Regions from separate parts of the Homo sapiens genome. Here region 2 is linked to region 1. Evidence: read pairs that join two places in POLR2A ChIA-PET (ENCODE). Cell type or tissue: A673. All regions are shown on one strand. Each heading gives the region's core, and the rest is flanking DNA. Links, peaks and the distances in the headings are about the cores only.

Region 1 (4,388 bases), core at 175-4,174:
GCAGGGCCTGCTCCCAGAGTGAATCCCAGAGGTGTGCCTGCCCCACCTGTCCCAGTAAGGGTGGTTGTGTGTGTTGGGTAGATGTGGTGAGGTGTGCTGGTGGGGAGGGTCCCTATCAGATGCCCCTGGGTACCTCCCCAGGCAGGGCCCTCAGCACCTGATGCCAAACCAGGCTCCACTCTTCCTCCAGGTGAGCCCGAGGGCCCAGCTGGGCGTCCACGTGGAGGTGTGGGGCCCGGGTGGGACAAGCCTGGCAACCAGGACCCAGCATGAAACTGCAGGTGCAGGAGCCCCAGCCAGCCTGGAATGTGGGGGCTCAGAGGCCACCCAGAGCCCACAGCAGGGACTCCCCACGCCAGGCCCGGCTGGATCACAGAGCTTCGGGTCCAGCCAGCTGCTGCTGCCCCTCCCTCTGGGCCTCAAGACCATCTGTCACGTGACAGGGGCAGGCTAGGCCTTTCTTGAACTCACTGTGAGCTACAGAGACTGTGTTCTGGCCAGGTGAATGGTGCCCCTGGGGGCCAAGATCCCCACCTCTGGTCTGGCAGCTGGGTGTGCAGGGGCAGCCCCAGACCTCCAGAGTGCCCTCTTCCCCTCTTTGCGGTTGTCACCCTGTCCTTGAGTCTAACTGGGGCTGTGCTGCCTTTGACGTGAGCTATTCAAAATGGCGGGAGGGGCGAGGCCTCTGGAGCAAGGAAAGAGAGTGGTGGCTGTGTCCAGCAAGTCCCTGTTGCCACTGATAGCATAAAAAGTAACTCTGAAACCTGGTGGCCCTACAGTTGACACACATGGGGCCGCAGGAGGAAGGAGGCTCAGGCCAGGCCAAACATCAGAGACCTCAGGTCTGTCTCCTTTACCAAATGGGGGGCTGTTCCGCCAGCACCCCAGTAGGGAGGATGAGAGGATGCCATGATTTCCAGGGTGGTGTCAGAACCTGTCTGCCAGGGCTCTGCAGGGAGGGGTTTGGGGTTGAGATTGGGAGACCTAGAAATCGAGGGGTGTCGGGGGCCTCGGCTGGGGGGCAAGCACAGATGAGGATGGAAGCAGCTCAGTGTCACTCAGTCTGCACTGGGAATGGGGGATCCCAAGGCCAGGGCTCTGCCTGGTGCCAACTGTGTGACCCTGGGCACGCTGCTGAGCCTCTCTGGGCCCCAGTTCCCTTATTCGTACAACGGGAATGATCGAGGAGTTAACATGTGTTTAAAAGCACCGAGGCTTGGCCGGGCGTGCTGCCTCACGCCTGTAATCTCAGCACTTTGGGAGGCCGAGGCGGGCGGATCACGAGGTCAGGAGATCGAGACCACGGCGAAACCCTGTCTCTACTAAAAATACAAAAAAAAAAAAAAAAAAAAAATTGTCCGGGCGCGGTGGCGGGCGCCTGTGGTCCCAGCTACTCAGGAGGCTGAGGCAGGAGAATGGCGTGAACCCAGGAGGCAGAGCTTGCAGTGAGCCAAGATTGCGCCACTGCACTCCAGCCTGGGCAACAGAGCGAGACTCCATCTCAAAAAATATATATATATTAGCTGGATGTGGTGGTGGACGCCTGTAATCCCAGCTACTCAGGAGGCTGAGGCGGGGAAACACTTGAACCCGTGAGTTGAGATCATGCCACTGCACTCCAGCCTGGGCAACAGAGTGAGACTCTGTCTCCAAAAAAAAAAAAATAAAAAGTACAGGGGCTCTACACGGCGCCCTGAGAATTGTGTGTAAATGAGTGAAAATGGGGTGAGAGGGAGGGAGTGGGAACAGCCAAGAGGCCAGGAAGCGGAGCCTGGGTGCAGGGGCATCTTGCTGGTGAAGCTGGGGAGAGACCTGCGCAACCCCACCTGAGTGAGGCACTGTGGGCCCAGAGTCCAGGTCAGCGCCAGGGGCAGCAGGGGCTGGATCTCTGGGGAAGTTGAGGAATGACATGTATTCCAGGGAAGAATTGGGCCGGAGGCTGAAACAGGACGACAGAGCCCTCAGCCCAGGGCGGAGGACATGGGAGACGGGGGTATAGCTGTTGGGCTTGTGGCTGGCCTGGCCTAACCAGTTGGGGGAATCCATGGGAGGCTTTAGCCCTGCTCTGTGAACTGCTGGGCCTTCCTTAGGGGCCCTGGGGAGCCTTCCCAGCAGAATGTCCAGGCTCCTGCTGGCCCAAGCTCCAAGTTCTCTGGCTCCCAGGGTCTGTGTGGAATCCACCGGTTTCACCCCACGTCTTTTCCTCTCCTGCCTGGTAACCCTCTCTGCAGAGGCCCTGGCTGGACCAGTTGCTTTGCAATTCACAAGGCTTTGGAAGGCAGTGCTCACAAATCACTTTTCTAGACGAAGACCAGTAAGAAGCCCATGTCATTCTTCTGAGACATTAGGGGTTTTCTCTCCCTTGTTTTAATCAACCAGTTCCCAATAAGTCATTTCAGTCAGGCCATTACCAATGGCTCATAATCTCCTGGGCTGCTGGGCGAAATGGGATCCCCTGGCTCTTTCACTGAAAACACTTTTCTTGTTTTCTTTCTCCGGCATGCTGGAAGCCGGCCAACTCGCCAGTTCCATTAACTTAATGAGGGCTGACAGCCTGCGACAAACGTCCTCATAATCTCCCCAGGATTTAAACGGGGTCCTCCCCAGCTGCCTGCCTACACCCCAACCTCGAGGCTCTTTACCTCTGTCTGTGCACCCACCCAGCCCCTCCTGGGAAAAAGCCAGGACAAAGATGTATTTCTTCGCTAGCTCCTTCCTGGTGGCTCTGTGCAGGCAGCCTCAGACCTGTAGGCCCTCTGCCCAATTTGGGTCACCCACAGCCCCCGCACCCCACAGCAATTTCTTGGGAGCTGATCATCCCCAAAGCTTGGAACTACAAGGCAGTGACTGGTTTTGCCGGGCTCCGCTCGTCCCTCTGAGCGGAGGGTCACCCTGGTCACCATGAAAACTTTATCCTCATCCACACCTTTCTTTCTCCAACTAGCATGGGAATCAGTTTAGGGTCCTCCCACACCCTCATCCAAACCCTCATCTCCCACCCCCCACTTGCAGAGAAAGCCCCACGCTCTCAGCAGAAACGGACGCCAGCGTTTAGGAGCGGGTGGGCTCCCGGAAGGGGGCTCTATGGGAAAGGGGAGGCAAGGCTGAGCAGCTGCCCAAAGTGAGCATCTGTCCCACGTTCCACCCCCAGGAAACCCTCTCTCCTGACGCGGGGACTTGCGTCTCAGTGCAGAGGGCAGTGGAGGGACAGTGCAGCTCCGAAATGAGCATCTGAGTTCACTGCTGGTGGGCACCATCCCGGCCAACAGGCCACTAGTGTGTTCTCCCTCTTTCAAACGGGGCGGCGACCCTCGTCTGACAGGCGGCTGTTCTGAGAGCGGTGGCTGTCCCAGGGAAGCCCTCGGTGAGCGTAGCGTTACCATGGTTTTTAAATTAAAGCATCTGCAGATGCGCTGTGTCCCTGCAAGGGCAGGCAGATCGGGACCCCAGGGACTGGTCCCCATAGCCAAGGTGTTCAGCCGCCCTGTCCCCTACACAGAGTGCCTCTCCCACTGGCTCAGGGTGAGGGCAAAATGGCACTTGCAGAACATGAGGCCCGGCCAGCTTTGCCCTATTCCCCCCATAGCATGGCTGACCTTCCTCTGAGCCCCTCGTGGATGCCCACACACGGCAAGACGTTTCCTCAAAGATGCTCTTCTGCAAAGCTGCACTTTCTCGGTTGCCGCTGCCACCTTGGCACCTCTCTGGGGTACCTTGTACTGCCCTGTCCTCCCCACGCCCTGAGGGGCCGTCCTAGGCAGCACTCACCCTGGTCATCCCTGTTTCCACCACAAGACTGTTTGTAGCCGAGCTTGGGAGTTGTGTTGTGTAGTGTTGACTTGAGTTGCATCGTGTTGTGTTGACTTGAGCTGAACTGTGCTGAGTGTTACTGAGTTGAGGTGACTGGGTTGATTTTAGCTTCACAGGTGATCTGAACCCAGCTGAGTGGCTTCCATGGAGCTGATCTGAACCCAGCTGAGTGGCTTCCATGGAGCTGATCTGAACCCAGTTGAGTGGCTTCCATGAAGCTGATCCGGACTAAGCTAAACTGAGTTTCATTGAGCAGCTTGTTTAGCTGGTGTGTGCCAGGTGGTCTCTCGGGGGGTCCGATGGGATACCTAGTGTCTTAATCTGTTCAGTCTGCTATAACCAAATACCTTAGACCTGGTGATTCATACTTAGGAATTCATTGTTCTGGAGACTGGGAAGCACAGGGTCAGGGCGCCAGCAGATCTGGTGTCTGGTAAGGGGTCTGTCTGATTCATGGAAGTCAGCGGGCTGTGTCCTCACGTGGCAGAAGAGGCAAAAATAAGGTGCAAACAAGCTCCCTCAGGCCTCCTTTCCAAGGGCACGCATCCTCTTCCTGAAGGCTCTGCCCTCACGGCCGA
Region 2 (4,345 bases), core at 346-4,345, 1.1 Mb after region 1:
CCCAGGTTCAAGCCATTCTCCTGCCTCAGCCTCCCGAGTAGCTGGGACTACAGACGAGCACCACCACGACGGCTAATTTTTGTATTTTTAGTAGAGATGGGGTTTCACCATGTTGGCCAGGCTGGTCTTGAACTCTTGACCTCAAGTGATCTGCCTGCCTCAGCCTCCCAAAGTGCTGGGATTACAGGCGTGAGCCACCACATCTGGCCAATCTTTTGTTCTTGACTCTCTCAAGGAACTAAATGGATGAAGGGTGTGTGGACAATGGCCATGCCCTATTTTCCAAGAGGGTCCCTTCTCCCAGGCAGGCAGAACAATAGTTGTCCCGTTAGCCTCCAGGACAGCTTTGCATCTTTGACATTTTCTAAGCCCAGTGGTAGTACCCACATCATCTGGCATAATGCCCCTCTGGGAAAGTTCTCCTTCCTCAGTCCTGGTATTCTAAGAGCAACCCAACTATAGCTGCCCAGTTGATTCGGGATTCCCTGGGGAAATTTTCCCCAATTCTCATCTTTGCCATTTACTTGCTGTGTGATCCTGGAGAAGTTGCTGAATAATAATTTAGGAAAACAACTTAGATATGTTTTACATATGCTTTACACGTATTAACTCAATAAATATAACAAGTCTATAAGGCAGGTAATATTATTTCAATTTTACAGATAAGAATACTCACAGATAGGCCAGGTGAGGTGGCTCACGCCTGTAATCCCAGCATTTTGGGAGGCCGAGGTGGGTGGATCACCTGAGGTCAGGAGTTCAAGATCAGCCTGACCAGTATGGTGAAATCTTGTTTCTACTAAAACAAAAAGTACAAAAATTAGCCGGGCATGGTGGTGTGCACCTGTAATTCCAGCTACTCGGAGGCTGAGGCAGGAGAATTACTTGAACCAGGGAGGTGGAGGTTGCAGTGAGCCAAGATCATGCAATTTCACTTCAGCCTGGGTGATAGAGCAAGACTCTGTCAATAGCAAAAGCAAAAACAAAAACAACACAAAACAAAACAAAAAACCTCACAGATAGCAAAATTGAACGTGTCAGTTTTAATTTCCTTTGTAAGATGAATCTAAATTGTGTTACACCTCAGGATTGCTATGGATATTCATTATATGAGATAACATGTAAGCTCCAGGAGGGCAAGAAGTTTTGCTTGTTTTACTTAGTGCTATATTCCTAGTGCCTAGAACAGTGCCTGGTATGAAAATACTTTGCTCAGTAAATATTGGTTGAATGAATGATTGAATGTAGCACGTTTAGCATAATATCTAGCAGACAATAGTATCTTCCAAAACCACAGCTATTATTTAAACTTGATCTGTCTTGCCTGCTCACCTGGTCATCTAATCAATCACCAAATATTTCGCAAATCTGAACACTTTTCTATTCCCGTCATTATTGTCCAAATTAGACTTCAGGTCTTGTCCAAGGTCACACAGCGGTGAGCTGGGTTATCAGTACAGGTCTGTCAGACCATGTCACTTGTTTCCAGCTTCTACCTTTTCCAATACTTTCTCAGCACTATTGCCAGAATAATTTCTGCAAATCACAGTTACCTGATCTTGGTGTAATTCTTTAACGGCTCTGAAATTCCTTGCAGAATAAGAGCCAACATTTTTGAGCACATTACTCTACGCGAAGCACTGTGCCAATTGTTTTACACTTATGAACTCATCTAAGCCTTACAGGATCCTACTTTTTTCAGATGGAGGAATCGGAGGTCAGAGAGATTGAGTAACTGGCCCAGAGTCACACAGCATTGCTTGGATGTGAATCTAGGCAGTCTGATCCTAGAACCCCACTTACTCACCCACACACCCCAATCTGTGAGTCTGCACAGCCTGACTGCTTTAGACTGTTACTTGTCCTTCCTCTGTGCTCCCTCACCTATTCCTGTACCAATCCCTCTCGAGACATATTGACATGTACTAATTATCTCTACACACACACACACACACACACACACACACACACACACACTCACCCCATTTTTTTCCCCGTAAAAATGGACCTCTTTGAGAGTAGGAACTAAGTTGTTACAAATAGGTGCTCAGTAGGTGTTAAATGAATGAATGAACATTGCAAGCAAGATTCTAGAACTCACTCTGAATGAGGAGATGATTCTCTGTGTGAAACTAGCCTAGGAAAAGCTGTTGCTAGAAGCTAAGGTCTCTCCTCACTCTCTACCCACCCAGACCTTGGGCAATTTCTCAGCGATAGCTATACTTTCCATTTTTGGACACCAGGGAGCGCTACTAATAATGCAACCCAAACTAGGGGATTCCTAAATTTTTCTGAGCAGATTTTGGACTCTCAATTATTATTTCTAGCAAAGTCTCCCTCATTTTCTGAATGAAAGCTATTGGTAACCAGAAACTCTGCGGTGTGAAGAAAGGACAGTTATGCTGCTGTACAGAACACACATCATTCATTTATTCACTTAGCGAAACGTTTATTGAGTACCAGCTATGTAATGGGCAACCTAGACTGTGAAAATATAAAGATGGATAAAATGCAGCCCTTGATGAGCTCAGAGGCTAATGTAGAAGATATACGCTTATTAAATAATCATAATTCAGCTGCGCATGGTGGCATGTGCCTGTAGACGCAGCTACTCGGGAGACTGAGGTGGGAGGATCTCTCGAGTCCAGGAATTCAATGCTGCAGTGAACTATAATTGCACCACTGCACTTTAGCCTGGGCAACAGAGTGAGAACCTGTCTCTAAAAATAAATAAATAAATAAATAAATAAAAAAGAATATTCCTATTCAAAAAATAAAACTCACTTAAGTCCAGGAGGTTAAGGCTGTAGTAAGCCATGATCATACTACTGCACTCCAGCCTGAGTAACAGAGAAAGACCCTGTCTCAAAAAAAAAAAAAAAAATCATAATCAAATTACATAAGTACTCTAAGGTATAGAAGAAGACTGAAGAGACAGGGCAAGTCAGGCAAGGTGTTAAAGTGGGGTGGAGCTTTTGAGTTTTGCTAAAAATCATAACCCTTGATTTATGGTAAGGTAACATCACTGGTCAGGGCATGGATGCTTTTATTTCATTTGAGCTGAGACTTGAAGGATGGGGAGGGAATCCCAAAGAAGAAAGCAAGCTTGGCTCTCACCTACCACTTTATCTCCTGAGCCTCAGTTTCTTCATCTTTAAAATGAGTAAAGTAGTCCCCTCTTATCCATGGAGAATGTATTCCAAGACCCCAGTGGATGCGTGAAACTGCATATAGTATCAAACTCTATATATATTGTTTTCCTATACACATACCTATGATAAAGCTTAATTTATAAATTGTACACAGTAAGAGATGAACAAAAATAACTAATAATAAAATAGATCAATTGTGGTCTCTCTCTCTCCTCTCTCTGTCAAAATATCTTATTGTACCATACTCACCCCCCAGGTTTTTTTTTTTTTTTTTTTTGAGATGGCTCGCTCTGTCACCAAGGCTGGAATGCAGTGGTGCAATCTTGGCTCTCTGCAACCTCTGCCTTCTGGGTTCAAGCGATTCTCCTGCCTCAGCCTCCCGAGTAGCTGGGATTACAGGCACGTGCCACCACACCCTGCTGATTTTTATATTTTTAGTAGAGACCAGGTTTCACCATGTTGGCCAGGCTGGTCTTGAACACCTGACCTCAGGTGATCTGCCCTCCTCGGCATCCCAAAGTGCTGGGATTACAGGTGTGAGCCACTGCACCCGAACCCCATAGTCACCTATTTTTGGACAGAAGTTGACCTCAGGTCAACATGGGGACCACCGTGTAGCCCCTGTTTTATCTAGCAGAGCTTCTGTGAGGAAGAGATGAGATAATACATGTGAAAACTCTTGCAAACAGTGGAATAGAGGCATAAGAATTAGTTAATCCAATTTGATTTAGCCAACATCTTCAGAACATCTAAGCAAGGCCCTAAGATTAATGCAAGGGAGATATACTGCATAGGTATAAAAAGAGAGATGGGGAGAAAGCTCTCTGTTTCCTCCTGAAGCTTACAATATGTTGAGGGGGTCCTTTCTTTTTTTTTTTTTTTAAACAGATTTTTGCTCTATCACCTGGGCTGGAGTGCAGTGGCAATCACAGCTCACTGCAGCCTCGACCTCCTGGGCTCAAGCCATCCTCCTGGCTCAGCCCCCTGAGTAGCTGGGACTACGGGGACACACCACCATGCCAAGTTAATGTTTGTATTTTTTTGTAGAGACAGAGTCTCACTATGTTGCCTAGGCTGGTCTCAAACTCCTGGGCTCTAGTGATCCTCCCATCTCAGCCTCCCAAAGTGCTAGGATTTTAGGTGTGAGCCCTAGTACATACCTGGGTTCTTGCAAGGGTCACACTTTTAGAAGG

The links. Peaks named below come from ENCODE experiments on the same cell type or tissue, not always from the same donor. Only the 100,000 strongest peaks of a DNase experiment are listed, where the experiment ranks them.
Region 2: POLR2A ChIA-PET joins it to region 1 with 16 read pairs; 1 of 35 experiments calls an interaction of 5 or more read pairs at or near these places.

Annotation. Positions count from the first base shown.
Region 1 is chr11:2,748,310-2,752,697 of GRCh38, forward strand. All of the region lies in intron 11 of KCNQ1 (potassium voltage-gated channel subfamily Q member 1), which reads left to right. Among named protein-coding and RNA genes, the nearest start is that of KCNQ1OT1, 51 kb to the left of the region's middle. In A673, for the core only: no CTCF peak of the experiment used is centred there; a DNase peak (open chromatin) is centred at 2,492.
Region 2 is chr11:3,847,184-3,851,528 of GRCh38, forward strand. No RefSeq gene overlaps it. Among named protein-coding and RNA genes, the nearest start is that of STIM1-AS1, 6.2 kb to the right of the region's middle. In A673, for the core only: CTCF peaks have their summits at 2,242 (motif pointing right) and 2,444; a DNase peak (open chromatin) is centred at 2,238.